Regions from separate parts of the Homo sapiens genome. Here region 2 is linked to region 1. The links are chromatin loops, found by intact Hi-C in ENCODE. Cell type or tissue: A673. All regions are shown on one strand. Each heading gives the region's core, and the rest is flanking DNA. Links, peaks and the distances in the headings are about the cores only.

Region 1 (11,604 bases), core at 2,793-6,792:
TTGGATTTTATTTTCTAAGCAATAGGAGCAATGGGAGTTACTTAAGGTTTATGAGCAGAAAGATGTCATGATTGATGCTTATATCTGTGCTAATACAAGTAAAAAACTTAAACATTTACCACCATTTCTAAAATTATTTAATTTCATGTAGGAGATGCTATAATTCAGTTCTTGTTCTAACAGTTTCTGTGCTTATTATTTACCTGATACTGATTAAATTAGAATAAATTATTTAGATTTGAAAATTCTAAGTTCATTCATCTATTCATTCAGCATATATTTATTAAGTGTCTTCCATATGCTAGGCACTGGACATGTACTGGTTTAAAAAGAAATATAAAGGTGTATGTTCACACTTCATGAAGTATATTTACATACACATACATAATATACTCACACATCACACATGTAGATTTAAGTATATTAACTAAATCATAATGATTGTTAAAGAGCAATAGCATCTTATATTTAAATAGGTTTTAAATTTTATTTAAAGCATTGAAATTTTATTTTACATGTACATTAACCTATTTAATCTTCATGAAAGCTATTTTAAGACAGTATTACAGGCCTCACTTTACACAAGAGTATTAAAGAACACAAAATTAACTTCATACAAGATCATAAAATTAGAAAGTCAATCTGGGTTAGACAGCTCTAACCCAGATCTCTTGATTCTAAACACGGTACTCTTACCATAGCATGTAGAGGTTTTAAATTATAAATTTTTCTTAAATTAATATGGAGAAATTTATGTCAGGCTTAATCCATGGCATAATATGCAACACTGAAAAAACTATCCTGTCCATTTTGGTACATGTCTTGGCCACTTTATTCTTCCTACTCAAACAGCCATCCCACACCACTCACACACACACTGCAGAAGAATGCTTAATAAATGCCACTGTGGTCTAATTCTGACTGCTTGGCCCTGTGGGTCACACACACCACTATCTCACACTCCAAGCAGTAAGGAGAAGATTTGGTGTCTTAAGAGAAAAGTTGTTTGTCAAGAAGTTTTAAAAGCTCAGCTCCAAAGCCTCTCAGGGTAGGAAGAAAAGAAAAAAAGAATTAATTGAGAGCAGAGAAAACCTGGTGAGGTCTGTAAACAGGTCAAAGATTTTTAATTGCTTAAAAACTGTTGAACTTGGCCCTAAAATATATCCTTAATTCAGGAAGGCCAGCCTCAAAGGAGATTCATTCTGGAATCACATATAAGAACCAAGATGTTGAGGTTTAATGCTTCCTAAAAATAAATGATCATTTTTCAAAGCCACAGTCTTGCTGTTGCCATAACACTGTGATTTTAGTTGGTCTTGGAGAACTAGATTTTTCTTTTTAGGTATCCCACTTATGTTTTCTCAGAAACATTTAGAAAATTTCTAGTAATACCAATGGTATTATATTAGAAATTTACTTTAGCATAAAGTTAATGTTTTCACTAAGGAAACATTAAGAGTTCTTCCAGAATCATAAAAGTCTACATGAGAGTTATCACATGCATGCCTTCATTTTGATTCATAGTATTTTGGGATTTCTTAGGAGCAAGAGCCAAATAGCTTAATCTAGATCAAATGGGGAGGAAAATAAATTCCTGACTGCACCTCACATATGGCAAAGAAGCAGAATGCTAAGAAACTACTAAGTGAGAATAGTCCTAGAACATGTATGACACATTGAAAGGCTTAAGAGGAGTGCAGATTCCTGAAAAAAAAATAATTTAAACAAAACATTTTTGCATTTTACACTTTTGTGTCTAGAAATTGTATCTCTTTTTAAAATTAAACTTACGTAATCATAAGGATAACAAAAATGGTAACTAGTTTACTCTGGGAAATTAGCATAGCATAATCTCTTGAAAAAAATAAGCATATTGGTTTTTTATTTTGAAATAATTATATATTCATAGAAAGATTAAAAAAGAAGTTGAAGAGGTCTCATGCACCTTTTATCCAGCATCCTTTAATTTTAACATCTTGCATAACTATAGTACAAGATCACAAGGAAACTGATACAACCCACAGAGTTGTTTCAGAATTTGCCAGTTGTGCATGCATTTGTGTGCGTGTGTTTATATTTGCAGGCAATATTATCACATGTATATATTCAGGTAACAACCATCACAATCAAGATATGGAACAGTTATATCTAAAGATTCCCTTGTGGTGGTTCTTTAAAGCCACATCCACTCTCCCATTTCTAACCTTTTGTGGCAACAATTTGTTTTCTATCTCTGTAGTTTTGTTATTTCAAGAGTGTTATGTAAGTGAAATCATGCAGTATGTAACCTTTTATGATTTTACTGGGCATTATTCTCTAGTGATTTTCAGTAGTTTTTTCTTCTTAATTGCTGAGTAGTGTCCCACAGTGCAAATGTACTACACTTTAACCATTCACTCATTAACAGACATTTGGCTATTACCAATAAAATTGCTGTAAACATTCATGGACAGGTTTTTGTTTAGACATATGTCTTCATTTCTCTGAGCTAAATGTCCAAGAGTACAATCAATAGGTCACATGGTAATCGCATGTGTTAAACTAAATTAAATTTGGCCTAAATCGGCTGCCATACTAAGGGAACCGCAAGCAAACTTAGTATGTAAACAAACTGAAACCTAACTCGAGAATATATTTCTGTAATCAGAATCTACCGTAACGAGAGTCATAGCCAATCACCAGCAGCCAAGCTGCAGCCAATCACAGGCTGCCAACTGATCAGACCATGTGAACATAAGGCCAATGCTGAGCTGTAAACAACCAAGCTGTTTCTATATGTTACTTTCTCTTTCTGTCTATAAATAATGTCTGCCCACATTGTTGGATGGAGTTCTCCAAATCTCTACTGGCTCAGGGTGCTACCCAATTCATGAATTGTTCTTTGCTCAGAGTTTACGTGATCATTTGCTAAACTAAGTTTATCTAAAGTTTTTTCTTTAACACAGGCTGATTTTTATAAGAAACTGCCAAACTATTTTCCATAGCGACTGCACCATTTTACATTTCTACCATCAAAATATGAGTGATCCCGTTTCTCAGAATCCTCATCAGCATCTGGGGCTATCACTGTCTTCTAGCCATTCTGACATGGGCATAGTTATATTTCATTATGGCTTTAATTTTTATTTCCCTAATGTTTAATGGTGTTGAATATTTTTGCATGAGATTATTTGCCATCTGCATACCCTCTTCAGTGAAGTGTCTGCTACTCATTTTCTGACTGGGTCATTTGTATTATTGTTGAGCTTTCAGTTATTTGTGTATTCTAGCTACAAGATATTACAGATATTTATATTTTTGGTCAGATATGTGGCTAGCAAGATTTTCTCCAGCACATAATTTAAAAAAAAAAAAAAGAAAAGAAAGAAAAGAAAATTGGGAGACTGTTAGATGTGATATGCAATTAAATTATTTCTTCCAGGGAACATGAGAGACAATCAGTACTCATGAGTTTTTGTCAGAAATACAGAGAACACACAGGAATTTCAGGGTTTGAAAAAATAATAAAGAGCATCTGAGAGTAAGAAATTCCTATCATATTTTGTCATCATTCTCAAGATTAATCTCTTTGTGGCCCCATGACTAAAAGCATCAAGCAGCTATGAAAACTTGTCTCTACATCCAGTTTCTGTGACTGATATTCCATATAACCTCAGAAGGTAGCTCTTTTTCATAGAAATGTGTTTATTCGATATATGAGAATTACATTACTTCTGGGTTTGTATAATACTCTAAATCTAGAAAGAGTAGTATCTCCAAAATTTTTCTTCTGACACAATGAAAATATTACTGGTTCTAATGTATTCTGACTTTGTTACAGTCACTAAAAATAAGCCAACCTGAAATTCTCCAACCCCTAAAATTTTATTTCAAAATGGCATACTAATTCATAAATTTATTTTAAATTTTACCTCAAAATCCTGTAACACAGAAAAAATATAATTTGAAATTAATATTTTTCTTCAAAAATCATGAAACAAAACTTACTGTTAAAAGGACTAGAAAACAAATATTAAATGCCTTTTAGTACAATTAAAAGAGAGCTTTCATTTTAATTTTTGATAGACAATTTATGCATCAGGAGATTATCAGACATACTAGAAATGACCTGTGATTGTTTTTGACTCTCAAATCAATATCCTCACCACATAAATGCTAACTTTAAGCAAAATTTTATATACGCCATAAAAATGTAGCTTATACATTTTGTTTATATAGCATCATTTAGTTGAGAAATGGTATGAAATAAACTTGTTTTACATTAACATTCTTGGGTTTTATTTATATGAGTAGTGCTATTGGACATATTCACTGTATAAATGCCAGTGAATGATTTTAGAGTGTGTGTAAGTGTATACGAAATTTATTAGGGTGGAAACAGTAGTATGTTTTCAAATAATCGACATAGAATGTCTGAACAGTGAGACATGACATCAGTGTGAGTCAAAACAAAATAGAAGTCCAAGACAACTTTAGAAGACAGAGAAATCAATTAAAAAGTGTTTAAAAATTGGATGATTCTTGGAACTGGGAACAGGCGTCTGCGCTACTTGGTGACTTGTTGATAAGCAAGAACATGCCTAAAGCTAAGGAAAAAATAATGGTAGTCTGCCACCTAGAGGGCAGTTCAGTCATTTTTAACAGCGTGATATATTTTAATTGCATTGTTCTGGACCCCAGATCCACAGGCACAGAAAACCTTCCCAGCAATTTTAACTTTTGCATTAAAAGGGGGGATTTTTTTCCTTCTGAGAAAGGTTCAAAAAGCTAATCTTTTTAGCTGCCAGGAAGTGAACTGTATTCTGGTGTGTGGAAAGCATAGAAAGAAAGCCATTGCAAGCTAAAAGCCTAATTTAATGGTTTTCTGTGTCAAGCAGAATTTGGTAAAAAAAAAAAAAAACCATCCAGAATCAGACATTACATGGAATTGAGTTTGAAGATGTGCTTGATCTTGTTAAGGATGAACAAGATTGGAGATCAAGTGTGGCTTGGAGAGGAACTACATAATGGCCAAACATTGTTATATAGTTTCATTTAAAATCTGAAATGGTAATTTTTTCCTGAGACATCTCTGAATAAGCACTTACAAAATGCTTTTAAAAGGTAATTCTACAAGATAAAATGGTCTTTCTGCACTAAAAAAAATTTTTAATCTCATATTTCTAGAAAAATAAATAAGGAATACCACATTATTTACTATAACTTTTCGTGCCTTTTGTTTCTCATTGTTTCAATTATTCAGGTCACATAAAAGAAATAAGTTGAGATGGACACACGATAAAATTTAATTCAAGGAATGACAATTTAATAAATATTTAAAGGTTATTTCTGTCTCAGTCTACTACTTCTCACCACTAGCAGCAAGCAATCTGTACTCTACAACAGAATACATGTATTCACACAAATCTGACAATTATACAGTGGCAAAACACGTCTAGTGTTTCACCATTTGCAACATTAAGGTGGTTTTTTTGCTGAAAATTGCTGCTGTAGGCAGTCACTTTAAATATATAACATACAAAACTATAAAACTTTTAGAAAAAACTAGGAAAACATCATCAGGACATAAGGGTAGGTAGAAGAAAAGCTCTTAGACTTGATATGAAAGTATGATTCATAAAATAAATGATTCATGAATCGTAAAATAATTTTTTAAATAATTTTAAATTTTTAAATAAATTTATAAATTTATTCATAAAATAAATTGGACATCAAAATTTAAAATTTTGCCCTGTGAAAATCCTGTTAAAAAGATGAAAAGACAAGCTAGAGATTAGAAATAAATATTTACAAATATGTGACAACTAATATCTAGGGTATGTAAAGAACTCTCAAAATTTAACAATTTTTTAAATTTAATTAGAAAATGAGCAATAAACATTTCACCTAAGACGATATACAGAGAGCAACAGAGCACATGAAAATATGTTCAACATTATTAGACTTTAGGGAAATTAAAATTAAAGCCAAAATGAGATATTACCAGTCTATCAGAATGGCAAAACAGGAATAACAATAAATGATTGTAAGGATGCAGAAAACTTTATCTCTTATGATTTTCTTATGAGATAATAATTTGGCCACTTCTTATAAAAATAAACATGCAACTATATGTAACCCAGCAATTGCACCCTGGGGCACTTATCAGAGAAAACTAAAAATTTATTTTCATGGCAAAATGTGTAAATATTTATAGCAGCTCTATTTGTAAGAACCAAAAAGTGGAAACTACCCAAATGCCTGCCAATGGGTGAATGGTTAAACAAACCATGGTACATCCATACAATGGAATACTACTCAGCAATAGAAAAGAATGAACTATTGATGCAGGAAACTTGGATGGATCTCAAGGGAATTATGCTGAATGAAAAAGCCCAGTCCCAAAAGTTATATACTGTACGATTTCATTCATACAACATTCTTACAATGATAAAATTATAGACATAGAGAAAAAGATTAGTAGTTATGAGGGATTAGGGAGTGGAGTGGAGACGGAGGGAGAGTGTGGATAGAAAGGCCAACACGAGGAATCCTTATGGCAACAGAACTGTTCTCCACCCTGACTGTAGTGGTAGTTATGAGAATCTACACATGTGAGAAAATTTGATAAAACCAAAGACATATGCACATATACATGAATATGTGTAAAACTGGTGAAGTCTGAATAAATCTACCAATGTCAATTTCTTGGCTGTGATATTGTAGTATAGTTATGCAATATGTTACCACTGGAGAAAAATGGGTGGAGGGTATATTTCTTACTAATACATTTGCATCCGCAGTTATCTCAAAATTGAAAGTTTAAGAAAAAAGAATAAAAGCAACTAATAAGTTCAATAAAGTGCAGAATATATAAGATATGAAGCAAACTTAATTTTCTCATTAAATATGCAGTTCAGTGGAAAAAGGATGTAGCAAGACTACATGTAACCTACGGTAAATGTATATGTTTGTATATTTTCAACATTATTCTCTGTTAAATCTTTAAAAGTTTTACTAATGAAAATGCAAATGGACTAATTTCTTCACTTTTCCATATTTGTTGTTAGAAGAATTACTAAAACTGGGCAAAATATTAATAACTCACACAGTAGGGAGGAAGAAATCCAGTATGTAGTAGACACTTCAATAATAGGCCTGAAGTGAGATAGCTATCTATCCTTAGAAAGGACTATTTGCAAGGTGGGCCATTGGATTTCTGGAGTGTTCCTACCATTCTTTAACAGATAAAGGTGATACACTGTACCTAAAATATTCATACAAACAATGTGATGTCTACTGAACACCTGTTTTTCTTCTGGGAGTCTAGAATTTGGGTATGTAGTAAGTAGAGGATATTTAGATGACCAGTCACCAATAAAAGCCCTGGGAACTGAGTCTCTAATGAGCTTCTTGGGTAGACAACATTTCATGTATATTCTCGCAACAGATTGCTGAATGAATTAAGCACATCTTGTGAGACTCCTTTGGGGAGGAGCCTTGGAAGCTTGAGCCTGGTTTTCTGTGAACTTTCTCCATGCACCTTTTTCCTTTGCTGGTTTTGCTTTGGATCATTTTACTATAATAAATCTTACCATGGCTATGGCTCTATGCTGAATCTTATTAGTCCTAGTAAATTTTGGAATCTAAGGTAGTGTTGGGGCCCCTTAACCATTTGGATAATAAGAATAAAAAGGAAGAAATGCACTCTGCCTTATGACCTCTAGTTCTCAGTCTAACAGGCCACCCCATCCAGTTTCCAACTTACTATTCTGAGATTATATCACTGGGAAGATTCAAATCAACATTAAAAATCTCTTTGTGTAAATCCTATCAAGGCTGAGCTAGGGATTAAATGGAGCTCCTCTGTATGAATTTTGAAGTAGCTATGCCAACTTTTAACTTCACAGACAAGAAGGCTACTTTATTATTTAAGCACATGGATAAACACAATCTCTCATTCATATCAAAGTTTTCTTTCAAGCACCTTTGACCATCATTTTTCTTATCTCCAATTAGCATAAACTTCACAGAATTTTTTTTTTGATACAGGGTCTTCCTCTGTCACCCAGGCTGGAATGCAGTGGCATGGTCACCACTCACTGCAACCTCAACCTCCTGGACTTTAGATCCTCCCACCTCAGCCTCCCGAGTAGCTGGTAGCTAGGGCTACAGGCACATGCCACCACACCCACTAACTTTTTTCTTTTTTTGGTCTAGACATGATTTTACCATGTTGCCCAGGCTGGTCATGAACCCCTGGGTTCAAGCAATCCGCCCACTTCATCTTCCCAAAGTGCTGGAATTACAGGCATGAACAACTGTGCCCCATCAGAAATATATTTTTTAAAATAAAGAATAATATATATCTAGAACTGCAGAAACAAATGAATTTTTTATTTGTGGTTGTTTAATTAAAATAAGTGCACAGTAAATAGGAAAAATATATACACAAAATCCTGGTGACCTGAAATAGAGTGATGTAAAGAAAGACTGGCCCATATATTTACCTCATGTGCATCCCAAAACTCGGGGGAAATGACAAATATATTTGAGAATAAATCCAAAAGTGTTGGAAAAACAAGGGTGGGTGTTATCAGCAGATCAGAATCAGATGGGTTGGTTGAGATTGATGGGGAAAAAGAAACAACCATGAAACCTCCTATCCCAGTGCAGGGGAGAAGAGGGGCTGATGGAGATGTTTTCTGGCAATCTACCTGGAGATCAACAGTGTCCATATCATGTGCTTTCTGTTCTCTACTGTAGCTTTTCCATGGCAAGTAAGTTCATAAGGCTGACTTCTCTCATCCAGCTTTAACATCAATGAAACAAGCATTTTGTTCTCTATTTAGCTCTTTCATATATTTCTCCTTTACTTCAGAACCTGTAAAGAATGGGTGTGGTCAGCAATCACATGGAGACTCTACCTGTGATTTACACAGTGTCTACCACAGTGTTGCCCTCACAGGAGAAATTTAGCAAATGCTAAATGATTGACCAAAAAAAAATTCCTTGTCAATCTTTCAGAAATGGTCACAATTTAAATTTTACAGGTTAATGCATGTTCTTACTTATTAGTGGGAGCTAAACATTAAGTACTCATGGGCATAAAGATGGCAACAACAGAAACTGGGGACTTCTGGAGTGGGGGAGGAAGGGAGGGATAGCAAAGTAACAAGCCTATACATGCACCTTCTGAATTTAAAATAAAAGTTGAAAAAAAAATGTTATAGGCTGACTTCTTAATATAAATATGTAGCCAGGCCTTGGCTTCCAAAAGACTTTTCTAATTTTGTTTTTCTTAGAGGTAGGGTCTCATTATATTGCCCAGGCTGGAGTGCAGTGACCACTCACAGGCACAATCACAGTGCACTATGGCCTCAAACTCCTGGGCTCAAGCAATCCTCCTGCCTCAGCCTCCAAGTAGCTGGGACTACAGGCACATGCCACCACATGCCCAGCTTGCCTAAGTTATTTTAAACTTATTAGTTTTATATTGTAAAAACATTACTCTAAAGAATTAAGCAATTTTCTTAATCACAAAATATGGTAATATTAATGGTCCAATTTTTACTTTATTTTACATATGATTCCAATGAAAACAGTTTTACGTATGGTAAAATTTCAAAAAGCCACAAACTCTTAGCAAAGGAAAAAATATTCCTACCTCTCCAGCCCACACTGTCAATCTTGTTTTTTGTTTGTTTTTTGTTTGTTTGTTTTCTTCCTTTCTCTTTTTCAGAAGTCAGTCAACAAATATTTTAGTGTCTTCTATATGGCAGGCTCTATCGAGGCACTGGAGAATGTCACAGAAAGGGAATATCTCTGCTTCAGGAGAGCTTACTTGTTAAGGAGAGCGTGTAGGATTAGTTATGGCCTTGAGTAACAAAAACACTAAAAGTTTGAAAAAAATTGTAAAATGTGTTTGCAGTTTCAGACTAGTTATGGTGGCTCCATGATTATCAGGCTTACCAAATATTAATGTGATTGTATAGGTTCTGCACTGCACAAGTCTAAAGGGTATCATTCATATCATAGGCATTGTATATTTTGTTTTGTTTTTGTTTTTTGTTTTTTTGTTGTTTTTTTTTTTGAGACGGAGTCTCGCTCTGTCGCCCAGTCTGGAGTGCAGTGGCACGATCTCGGCTCACTGCAAGCTCCGCCTCCCGGGTTCACGCCATTCTCCTGCCTCAGCCTCCCGAGCAGCTGGGACTACAGGCGCCCGCCACCACGCCCGGCTAATTTTTTGCATTTTTAGTAGAGACGGGGTTTCACCGTGTTAGCCAGGATGGTCTCGATCTCCTGACCTCGTGATCCGCCCGCCTCGGCCTCCCAAAGTGCTGGGATTACAGGCGTGAGCCACCGCGCCTGGCCGGCATTGTATATTTTAATTAACTATTCTACACAAATGGAAGTATTTATAAGCATATGAACTTCTTAAATGAGGAGAAACATTTCTCTATTCCACACCCTCCTCTTTTAGCTCCCACCTTGTGCTACTTATTCCAGCTCCACAACTCAGCCTACAGGGGAGAAAAGTGTACACTTCCTCCCTTTAAGGGAAATTTCTACAGGTTACATATTTTACCTGTGTTCATATCTCATTAACAGGACTTAGGCACATAACCACACCTAGCTGCAAAAGAGGCTAAAAATGTGCTTTTTGTTCTGGGTTGCCATATGTCTAGTAAAGATCAGAAGGTTTTCTGGTTCCTGTCAAAATGCTGAACTAAGGTAGCTGCTATTCTCTCCCCAAAAATAAACCATGGAGAAACTACACATATTTATATACTTATACATAGTAGATAACCAAGTTTTTAAAATTGCATTTCATACTGCACACGAGGAGATCCACATTTCCCTGTGTTGGCTACAGTATCTTTCACAATACTGTGCAAAACACAAGCACTCAATAAATATTTGATTAAAGATTGACCAAACCCACTTCCTTCTGTGCCATGCTAGAAAGAAAGAGGAAAATTGGTCTGCTTGATAATTTCTCCATATACTTAAAGATTGACATCTAGTCACCTCTCAAACTTATCTTCTGAAAGAACTAATCTCCTTTTCTTTATCTTTCCTTATTGATTTGGGTCCTGAAATCTTAATTATCTTCTAAGCATTGCTGTAGATTCTTCCACCTTGACCAAATAAACAAATTTGATGAGCCCAAAAGGCAATTAATTGCTCCATAACATAGATTACCAGATTCCATCAACTGTCTACAACAGATTGAATAGTCCGTAGGCATTTTTATAGAATCAAAGACCTGGAGGTAGAAATCTTTTACCATGGTTTTAAAAAGCCTATGCATTCAATCAACACTTTTTGCTAAATTCATCCTTAGAATTTATTTGCTTTCATTTTTATTAACGTCCTAAAACAAAATATCCTTTAGTAATCAGAGCTTTTAGTGCTTTGTCTGAGTTCCCCTTAACAAGCCAGCTGGCAAGTTTCAAACCCCTCGAGAAATCCACAGAGTACACATTTCTATTTCTATTTATTCTTATGCTGTACTTGACTGTGGAATTTCATCTTCCTGATAACTCTTCTACTTGTACTTGGCTAATAACTAATTTAACAAAACCTAAATCTGAGAAGAGATTTAAGGGATCAGGAAAGCTA
Region 2 (11,604 bases), core at 4,219-8,218, 87 kb after region 1:
GTTTGAAAAGTAGAAATTAAGAGCAAATATCTGAACAATTTTGCATAGTAACCTATATGTTTTAATTATTCACTTTGTTCATGTTTATGTATTAATTTTTTATTTTAATTCAGATATATTTTAATTGATATACTTTATTTCTTAGAGAAGCTTTAGGTTTACAGAAAAAAAATGAACAGAAAACATATTCCTTCTGCCTTCTCCAGCCCACAATTTCCCACACTGTTAACATCTTGCATTGGTGTGATGCATTTATTACAATTAATGGACCAATATTAATATATTATTATTAACTGAAATCCATGATTTTAGTGTTCATTCTTTGTGTTGTACAGTTTGACTTTTTCCAAATGTATAATGTCATTTATCCACCATTAGAGCATCATGCAGAATAGTTTCACTGCCCTAAAAATGCCCTGTGCTCCACCTATTCATCCCTCCCTATCGCCCCCACCCCAGCCTGAACCTCTGGCACTGCTGATCTTTTTACAGTCTCTATACTTTTGCCTTTTCCCAAATGTCATGTATTTGGAATCATCCAGTATGTAGCCTTTCCAGGCTGCCTTCTTTTACTTAATATGCACTTAAGATTCCTCCAAAGTTTTCCATGACTTAATAGTTTATTTATCTTTATCACTGAATAATATTCCATCGTATGGATGTTCCATAGTTTATTCATCTATTAGTGGATGTCTTAGCTGCTCCTAATGTTTGCAATTATGAATCAAAGCTTCTATAAACATTTGTGTGTAGTTGTTTATGTAGACATGCATTTTCAACTCATTTGGGTAAATACCTAGGAGCATGACTCATGGACTACTGTTTAGCCTTGAAATAAATTGTCAAACTGTGTTCCAAAATGGTTGTACCATTTTTCATCTTCACCAGCAATAAATGAGGGTTCCTTTTGCTCCACATCTTCATCAGCTCGTGGCGGGTGTTGTCAATGTCTTGCGTGTTAGCCATGACTGTAATAAGTGTGTAGTGATGCCTCATTGTTGCTTTAACATTCTGTTCCTAAGGATATAATTTTGAGAATTTCTTCATGTGTATATTTGCCATCTGTATACCTTCATCAGTGCATCGTCTGTTCAGATCCTTTGCTCCTTTTTTAATTGGGTTGTTTTCTTTTGCTGAGTTTTAAGAGTTATTGGTTTTCTTTTAAAAAGTTATTTATTTTGAACACAAGTCATTTATCTGATAGGTGTTTTGCAAATATTTTCCCTCAGTATAAGCTTGTCTTTTCATTCTCGTAAGAGTGTCTTTTGCAGAGAATTTTTTAATTTTAATAAAGTCTAGCTTATCGATATTTTCTTTGATAGATAGTGCTTATGATGTTTCACCTAAAAACTCAGTGTCAAACTAATGGCTATTAATATTTTCTTCCATGTTATCTTCTAGGAGTTTTATAGTTTTAAAACTCACATTTAAGTGTATGATCCATTTTGAGTTAGTTTTGTGAAAGTTATGGTCAGTGTCTACACTTATTTTCTTAAACATGTGGATGTCCAGTTGTTACAATATCATTTGTTGAAAACACTACCCTTTCTCCATTGAATCACATTTATACCATTATCAAAGATCTGTTGACTGTATTTGTGTGGGTCTGTTTCTGGACTTTATTTTGTTCCATTTACTTATTTGTCTATTCTTTTGCAAATACCACAGTCTTGATTATTATAGCTTTAAAGTAAATCTTATATTATTTGTAGTAAGTTATGCAGTGTTGGCTCTCCAACTTTCTGTTCTTCAATATCGTGTTGGTTATTCTTGGTCTTTTGCCTGCCCATGTAAACTTTAGAATTGGTTTTTTGATATTCATAAAGTAACTTATTGACATTTTGATTGCGATTGCATTGAATCTATAGACTAAGTTGGGAAGAACTGACATCTTAACAATATTGAATTTTCTATTCATGAACAAAGAATATCTCCAAATTTATTGAGTTTTATTAATCAAAGTTTGATAGTTGTCCCCATATAGAACTTGTATACATTTTGTTAGAGTTAAACCTAAGTATTTCTCTTTTTGTGTGTTAATTTTAAATTGCAATTGCCTATTGCCTGTGCATAGGAAAGCAACTGACTTTCTATATTAACCTTGTATCCACTGACCTTGCTGTAATTACTTATTAGTTCTAGAAGTTGTTTTTTTAATCAATTCTCTGATTTTTTTTACATAGATCATGTCATTTGTGAAGTTTTATTTCTTCCAATCTGTATACATTTTATTCTATTGTCTTATTGCATTAATTAGGACTTCCATACAACGAAGCATTTAAGTTGAGAGGAGACATTTTGTCCTGCTTTCAAACTTAGGGGTAATGCATCTAGTTTCTTATCATTGGGTGTAATGTGAGCTATAGGTTTAAACATTTCTTGCAAGGCAGGTCTACTATCAATAAATCCCTTCAATGTTTGTCTGAGAAGGTCTTTATTTATCTGGCATTTTTGAAAAATAATTTCACTGAATATGGAATTCTAGTTTGGTGGCTTTTTTTCTTCCAATACCTTAAATATACCACTGTATTCTCTTTCTACCTCTGTGGTTTCTGAGAAGTTTCATGTAATTCTTACTCTTCCTCCTCTGTAGTTAAGATTTTTTTTATCCCTGTGGCTTCTTTCAAGATTTTTCACTTTGTCTTTGCTTTTCTGCAGCTTAAATATGATGTGCATAAGTATTGATTTTTAGGTATTTGACCTACTTGGTGTTCTTTAGCCATCCTGGATCTTTAGTTTGGCACCTGGCAGTAATTCTGGAAAATTGTCAGCCATTATTAATTCAAATATTTCTTCTGTTTCTTACTGTTTCCTCCTTCTGGCATTTTCTTTATGCATATTTATACCTTTAGTTGTCACACAGTTCTTGGAATATTCTGTTTCATTCTTTTTCCTCTTGACATTTCAGTTTTGGAAGTTTCTATTGACATATTTTCAAGGTCCCTTATTCTTTTCTTGACAACGTCCTGTCTACTAATGAACCAATTGGAAGCATCCTTTACTTCCATTACTGTGTTATTTATTTTAGCATTAAAAAAAATCTTACCTAGAGTTTTCATCTCTCTGGTGACATATCTCATTTGCTCTTTCCTGTTGGTCACCTGTTCCATTAGAGCTCCCAGCATGTCTTAGTCAGCTCAGGCTGCCATAACCAAACACCATGGACTTGGTGCCTTAAACAGACATTTATTTCTTGCAGTTTTGAAGTCTGGGAAGCAGACAATCAATGTACAGACTCAGTTCCTAGAGAGATCCCTTTTGCTAGTTGACAGATGGCCACCTTTGCACTGTATTGTCACATGGCAAAGAGAAAACAAGCTCCATTCTCTTCCTTTTCTTGTAAGGACACTAATCCCATCATAGAGATCTCACCCCCATGACTTCAACTAAACCTAATTACCTTCCAAAGGCCCCACCTCCAAATACCATCATATGAGGTATTGGGGCTTCAAAATGTAAATGTTGGAGTGACACAAGCATTCAGTCTATAATAGATTGATTAATCATAGTAATTTTAAGTCCTGGTCTAATAATTCCAATATCCCTGCCATATCTGAATCTGGTTCTAATGCTTGCTCTGCCTCTTTATCCTGTGTTTTTGCTTGTTAGCATGCCTTATAATTTTTTATTGATAACTGGAAATGATGTATCAGATAAAAGAAACTGGGGCTAATAAGCCTTTAGTACAAGGTTTTGTTTATCTGGCTAGGAGTAAGTCTATGTTTACTGCTTTCTGTAGCTGTGGGGTAAGAGGCTAAAGTTTCCACTCTTCTTTTGTTTGTTTGTTTGTTTTGGTTTTGCTTTTGCATTTATGTTTGCCTCCCTTGTTGTCTTCTGGTTTTGCTAATATTTCTTAAGTATGTCCCATGGCTTTCAGTTCTTTTAGCTGTAATCTGTTATTTTACAGAAGCCGTAGTGGTAAGGTCTAGGGGGAAGGGACGCACTCTATACCATATGATTAGGTCTCAGTCTTTTAGCGAGACTGAGTTGGATATTCCTGTTCCGCAATGTTGAAGTCTAGAGGGAGCTGGAGTTGGGTATTTCTCACTTTTTTTCTCTCAGCATATTATACCTCTAATGGAGTTGGGTATTTCTCTTCACCCAGGTCAATTAGGCTTTGGTAGAACACAAGTGGATAGGCTCTGATAAAACAGATTTTCATGAGTACAGGCCTTGTTAAGGAGAACATAGATCTCTGGGTGTTTTTCAAAATGCTTACATTTTTCCTCCTCCTGCTGGAAGCACAGAGGAGTCTTCTCTGATCTTCTCATTGAGAATCTGATAGGGCTCCTGAAGGTAAAACACAATGTGTGAGGGCATCCCTAAGGACCTCTTATGAGATTTTAATTTCTAAGCCACACTGTGACTGGAACAATTTGTCAACTACACTTTAATGTAATCTTACTGATACTGACTTTAGCTGCTGGCTTCTGCTCTGGGCATCTTCTCTTAGGGGAGGTCTCTGTATTACCCTATCTATCTCTCCAGTTTCAGAGCAGCAGTCTACCTTGTGGCCTTAATTATCTGAAGATTACATGAAAAGTTGTTGATTTGGAGTTTGTTCAGCTTTTTTCTTGTTGTAAAGACAGGAATAATGACTTTCAAGAGTTTTACATGTCAAGCTGGAAACCAGAAGTCTATTTTTCTAAAACTAGTCAAACCATGAAATTGGTCCAAGATTTGCCAATAAACTATACAGAAATTATTAGAAAACTGAAGTCTTTCAAGTGAGCACTGTAGTAAATTTTGAACATGAAGATGAAAATACTTTTGCAAAAAGTATCCAATGTTAGCCTGCCGTTGTATGCATAGAAAAAAAAAATTACCTACCTGTGCTCTTCACACTCTACTGCCTTTCACTAATTGAAAGACAGCCACAGATATGAGAAAAGCTAGAAATATTCATCAGTCACAACATTACTTATTCTCTTCCTACATATAAGAGAATAGCAATATGAACAAAAGTACCAAAAGATGTTCCCACATGAGATAGGCACTGTTCCAAGGTAGACTGTATTCCAATATTCCTCTTGTAGCTTCTTTGGTTATTCTCTTCACCTCCCAAAATATAGCTAGCCACACATATCATTCAAGAAGATGAGATTCATGGCCATTTTATTTATATCTGAAGTTTCTTATAGTAAGAAAGCAATTTGAATAGAAGGATAAGACTAAACTGCAGAAAAATGTTTAGAAATAAAATGCAGTAGGTAGCCACTGTGAGGGCCATGTGATGTCTAACCCAGATGAGCTGGCAGGTTGATGCCAGAGCAATGCACTACGCCTTTGCACAAATCATTTAATCCTTAAAACAAAGTAGCTTTAAGGCAGTATTGTGAAACTCTTTTTATTGATTTAGAGAAGTTAAAGAAACTTTAGATAATACAACTAGTAAATGATGGAACCCAATTTCAAAGTTAAAGCTATCAGGTTTTAAAATTTTTTATCTATACCAGGTTTACTGATTTTGAATATGAGAGCATGTGATGGCAAGACTCTACTCCAACAGTTTGCTTAAAGTCATAAGGAAGGTGTTCAACAGAATCAGACCAAGAGTAGAAAAAGACAGTAAGAATTTCATACAAATTTTCACTGCAAACACTTGTCAAAAATACCTAATGGCTTTTTAACATCCATCAAGCAACTCTCATAAGATCTAAGTTAAACTCTTTTACTGGACTGTCATTTATAAGTATAATCAATTTATTTTTTAAATTAAATCAGAAAAAGTAAATCAATAACTATATAAATGTTTTCACTTAGAAAACCTAAAAAACAAACAAACTAACTAAAAAAGGATTAATTTGCTCTCCAGTGCTCTGTTCAGTTATTCTGAAAAAGATTTACCATGTTGGAGTTCATTTGAACAATTGTCTGAAAAGATTTCATGGTGCAGAAAATAATTTCCTCCAAAGAATTTGTGTCAGTAATTTCTTCTGAAATTGGATAAGCCAGCGTGACATGCAAGGCTCAAATTGAGACCAACTTGTTCAAACTCAGTTTTCCCAAAACAAAATATGATATAATATCAATCTCTTTCCAATCTGTATTATATATTTGAGTGTAAAATCCCCAATTGCATCAAATTCATTTTGTATTCAAAGGCTTCTTATTTGTTTAGCTGAATTGTGATAAACTAGCTCTTGCTACATTAGTATGAAGTTACTCAACCTTCAACTTCTACAGCCAGAGCAGAGCATTTCCTGGTACGTATCATTTGCCTGATTCCCATAAGAGTTACCCACAGCCTTTTATTATCAGATTAAATGTCACAGGAAACATATCCTCTCAGCTTAAACAGCCAGGAGCTATTATTATTCTTTTCCCAGCAAGAGAAATTTGACCTCATATTCACAAGTTTCATATCCCACAGTGAAGCAGGTTTATCATTTAATTTACAATTAGATGACTTTAATGCTTTTACTTGATGGAGGATGCAACAAAGTCTTTATCAGTCGCCTTAATGTAAAGCCCAAGAAAAAGATCTTAGAATGATAGGGAAGAAAAAGCAACTTTCCTCCTTGTTTGGTCTGGAACCTGTGATTTGGCACTGCTTGGGGATAGGGAAAAAAGAAAGTGGTAGCTGTTATTATCTATGTCTGTTACTATATTCACAACAGCTGCCCTGGGCTACATAATCATGTATGTTATGCAGACGGTCTCTGACTTACAATGGTTCGACTTATAATTCGTAGACTTTTCTATGGGCTTACTGGGACATAACCACATCGTAACTCAAGGAGCATGTGGACTTATGACAGTATGATTTACAATTTTTCAACTTTTATGATGGGTTTATTGGGATACTAAATGCATTTTTGTCTTAATGATATTTTTAACTTTTGATGGATTTGTCAGGATGTAACCCCATTGTAAGTCGAGAAGCATCTCCCTGGTGAGTGCTCTCGAAACCCACCAAAGTAGCTATTATAATACTTAGCTTATAGAAAAATAAACTGAGGCTCAGAGAGATTAAATAAGTTGTTCAAGGTCATACACTAAGTAGCAGGGCAAGGATTCCAATCCTTGTCTGACTCCAGCATATTTTACCCTTCACCCTGTATCCTTCCCAGCTCCCTAAGACGAGAACTATTAAGATCGTGTTTCCGGCCGGGTGCGGTGGCTCACGCCTGTAATCCCAGCACTTTGGGAGGCCGAGATGGGCGGATCACGAGGTCAGGAGATCGAGACCATCCTGGATAACATGGTGAAACCCCGTCTCTACTAAAAATACAAAAAAATTAGCCGGGCGTGGTGGCGGGCGCCTGTGGTCCCAGCTACTTGGGAGGCTGAGGCAGGAGAATGGCGTGAACCCAGGAGGCGGAGCTTGCAGTGAGCTGAGATCGCGCCACTGCACTCCAGCCTGGGCGACAGAGCGAGACTGCGTCTCAAAAACAACAACAACAACAAAAAAAAACCGTGTTTCCTGGTAGCTGCACAAAGGTAAAAATAGCCTTAAAATAATCAAAAGCAAAAATATAACTACTATAATATTGTGAGTTTCAGAACCTAAAGCATGCAACTTTACACCAAATTATGTTGTACAATTCTTCAGTGATAAAGCCAACAACTTCTCATAAACAGATTAGGCTCTCAGATACTTTAAGTCTAAAAAATATAGCTGTATAAGAAATCCAGAATTTTGTTAATTAACTGGGCTTGTTAAAAGTTAATAAAAGTTCATTAGGGACTTTGAAATTATAATAGACTCTAAACCTTATGAAAGCTGAGGCAAGATTTGTATTATTTACCATTAAATCCCATTATCAAACACTCTAATAATAGTTACTTGATATTTGTTATATCAAAATTAGATATTGTCCTTATGAAAAAATTATAACTTTTAGAGATATGACTTTATAATGTTGTAAGCTACATTATTTTGGAAGAAATTACTACTGACTAAAAAGATTAGTTCAAGTATTTTCAGGAGACTTCATCACTAGGAATAATTTAATTGCAAGGACCCATTACACAAATAGCATGAAAAACAATAGATCTCTGATACCAATAATCAATAACTTATCTAGATGCCACAGTAAATATTGAATGCAGTACAGAAAGGACAAATGCTACAGCCAGATATATACCATACAGTATCTTTGCTATTCTAAGGCACCAGCAATAAGAATGAACACCACTCATTTAATAATGAAAGGCTTATTTAAAAAATAAAAAAGAATCTTTAATTAATTGTAGCTAAATTTCATGACCCAATAATGAAATATTCATAAAACAAATGTAACTTTATTCACAAATATCAGAGTTTAATACTAATATGTAATATACCTTTAAAAATGCTTCTGAACGCTTTTTTTTTTTTGGCCATTGCAACTTTAGCAAAGAATAAGGATGTCATGCAATGTTTTATAACACATAATTGGAATCTCAATCTCCTTTGTGTCATTAGGACAGCCATTAGGACATTAGTGTCATTAGGAAAACCATTTAAATTGTGAAGCTTACAAAATATATCAGGACTATCGTATCCAGTATCGGAAAGCAAGATAATTCAGATTAACCTCCTAGTCTCCATAAATGACAAGTTAAATATCCAGAGAAAATTTGAAAAAAAAAAAAAGCATTAAAGAACTAAAAATAGAATGAGGAATAACTGAACCAAGATAAATGAGAATACAGAAATCCAGAGATATGAACCCCATATTCATAAAGAATTTTGTTCTAGGAGTATTTGTCAATACTGAAGAGTTGACAAAGATACTGAGGACTAGTTTTTAATCTAGGACCCAGTAAGAGTAGACAACTCTAGTGAGGACAGAACTTACCCCCAAACACCTTCTTTTACCTAGAATTACATCACCTTAAAATGAAGAGCATTTTAAATAATAAATCGGCAATGAGATAGCAAATTCATGAATTATCCTATATCTACTGTTTCATCTACACGATTACTATCAAGTTAGATATTTCAAAATAAAAAGTAATCTCTATAGTTCTTTTTGGATTATGTGCTAGCCACAGTTAATAATTCTCCTTCTTAGTACTAGAAAGTCAGTTCTCATATCTATCAAGTTATATGTTCAGTACTAGATATATTGTATAAGCTTAATGAATACTTTCTGTTTATCTCATGTTATCAAAAATAAAAAAAGATATAGCCAATTACATTAGATTTTCTTCAGATGCATATTTTAATAAATTAGGAATCTACTTTTACTCACAACACCTCTGACACTGAATGTGTGGTGTCTCTTTCAACACCACATCTCCAACTCTCCAACAGCTGAATGTCCCACAATTCAATTCAGTTCTGACACTATCTACCTGGAGTTAGCATAACACTCCACAAGTTAAGGGCTCAGTCCCACATACTGCCTTCACTTCGGCTGGCTGTTATAAGTCCTAGTGAAGCAGGATATTTCCCTGACCCTTTCATGGGTGGGAACTGAGGTGCAGGAGCACCGGAACTAGCCAGCCACATCAGCACTGGCAGGGGCGAATTCCACTCCCTCAGACCTTCTGCACTTCACCCCTTGCAGGAGGGGAGCATGCAGGTGAGCAGGTGCAGAAGCCGGAGCAAGCGGTTTTGGCTGCCAACAAAGGCAAAACTCCATGCCGGCCCTGTGGCAACGTCTAGCGGGGAGTACCTGTGACCCTGAAGCCCCAGTAGGAGTGTTACAGTCAGTGCTCTTTTAACTTTGCCACCATGCCATTGCAGAAGGCTTAAATGTTAACAGCTCAGTGGAAGGTCAGTGGAGGGTCAGGGACAGCCTTTTGCACCCACACCTTAGTTCTTGTTCAGCATCCAGGAGGAATGAGGTTGCATGAATGAATTGAGGTGATAAATGTGGGGGATTTTATTGCTGATGAAAGTGCCTGTCAGTGGGAATGAGAGCTGAAAAGGGGACAGTGCAGGAAGGTAATCTTCCATGAATGGCTGGACTCCTTTTCGAAGCTATGCTGTCAAGTTGTCCTGCTTCTCTCCGACATCCAACCATAGTCTCTGACATCCAGCCGCTTCTCCTCTCCCTGCTGGCAGGTCCTGGGGGTTTATGGGCATAGGATGGGGGTGGAGCAGGCCATGGGTGGTTTTGGAAAAGGCAACATTCCAGCAGGAAAATGGAGATGTAAAGTTCTCACTTTGGGCTGCAGTATTAGGCTTTTTGGCTTGAGGGTGGGACCCTCATCAGAGACCCCACCCTCTTCTGCCCAGAATTTCTCTGCTTCCTGTCCCTAACATTCCCCCCTCTGTAAAGGCACATCTAACTGCCATTAGAATACAGACAATGACTGGTTTTAACCACCTCCTGCTAACAGGGGGAGTTGTTTTGGGGAGAATGGCAGTCAGATTCCTCCCAGAGGTCTACCTAAGGTTACCCTGCAAAAGGAAGCCATCATCTGAGAGTCCGGTTCCCTGGCTGTTTGGAGTTTGATGGCCTCTAGGCGAGAAAAAACAAGTTTTACAAAGCTAAGTGTGCATGGATCAAATATGTGTATCATACAAAGAGGAGTTTAAAAGCAGACAATCTAGTGCTGAAGATTACAGAAAGAAGAAGTGAAATACATTAATCATTGTGAAAACAACATTCTACCCAATGGTATAGAACAGAATGAAGGTAAGAACAGCAAGCATAGGCAAGACTACAAGGAGGACATCCATGGAAGGTTAATTATTAACACTTATCTTTTGTGATTTTTAGCTTGAGGTCTCCAATCTCTTCACATTGGTACTTTGGGTGCTTTCCTGGGTTTATGGAGGTAATTCCATCAGCTTTCCAGTGAGTTATTGTGAAAGACTAAGGTGGCCACTTTCAGGAGATTCTCTAAAGTACTATCTGTTCCCAGGGCCTGTTTCTGCAGCTTCCTCCTGATCTCAGGGGCTGCCTGAGTAATAAATTTATCCTTTAGAATTGGTTGTCCTTTGACTGAATCAGGAGATAGAAAGGTGTCTTTCACCAAGGCCTCTCTTAGCCTTTCCAGGAAGGCAGTGGGATTCTCATCAAATCCCTGGTCTATCATGGATAGCTTGGTATAATTGAGAGGCTTAGTTCTAGTCCCACGTAAGTCCTCTATTATGCCCACATGAAAGTGTCTCCTCTTCCACCAGGTTGTTACCCACTTAATACTACCAGTTTACTATGAAGAATACAACTCAGGAATAACCAAATGGAAGAAATGCATAGGGCAAGGTATGGGGAGGTGGCAGGGTACAAGAAGCTTCCAAGTTTTCTCAGGCATACCACCTTCCCATCACCTTCCTGTGTTCACCAACCCAAAAGCTCTCCAAACCACATTATTTAGGCGTTTTTATGGTGGCTCCATTACATAGGCATGATTGATTAAATCATTGACCACTGATAATCAGACTCACTCTCCAGCCTCCCTCCCCTGGAGATCAGAGGATGGGGTTGCAACTTCTAACTCTCTAAACATGAGTTACTCTTTCTGGCAGCCAGCACCCATCCTAAGGCAATCTAGTGGCCCCCATCCAGCAGTCATCTAATTAGCATATAAAAGAGACTCTTACCACTCTGGACATTCAAAGAGTTTTAAGAGTTGTATGCCAGAAACCAAAGACAAAAAGCAAATACAAATTTATCAAGGGACATATTCATGAATTTCAAAAATATAATATTCTACTAT

Evidence for each region. Peaks named below come from ENCODE experiments on the same cell type or tissue, not always from the same donor. Only the 100,000 strongest peaks of a DNase experiment are listed, where the experiment ranks them.
Region 2: it touches region 1 in a loop (2.4-fold over the local background); 1 of 110 quality-filtered maps calls a loop at or near these places.

Annotation. Positions count from the first base shown.
Region 1 is chr4:159,757,539-159,769,142 of GRCh38, reverse strand. The region is part of intron 1 of LINC02233 (long intergenic non-protein coding RNA 2233); the gene reads left to right. The region is part of intron 2 of LOC107986324 (a long non-coding RNA gene); the gene reads right to left. Among named protein-coding and RNA genes, the nearest start is that of LINC02233, 14 kb to the left of the region's middle. In A673, for the core only: a CTCF peak has its summit at 4,631 (motif pointing left); DNase peaks (open chromatin) are centred at 3,553 and 4,612; H3K4me3 peaks cover 2,169 bases; H3K27ac peaks cover 2,758 bases.
Region 2 is chr4:159,672,371-159,683,974 of GRCh38, reverse strand. All of the region lies in intron 2 of LINC02233 (long intergenic non-protein coding RNA 2233), which reads left to right. All of the region lies in intron 1 of LOC107986324 (a long non-coding RNA gene), which reads right to left. Among named protein-coding and RNA genes, the nearest start is that of LINC02233, 100 kb to the left of the region's middle. In A673, for the core only: no CTCF peak of the experiment used is centred there; a DNase peak (open chromatin) is centred at 6,324; H3K4me3 peaks cover 405 bases; H3K27ac peaks cover 451 bases; H3K27me3 peaks cover 1,456 bases.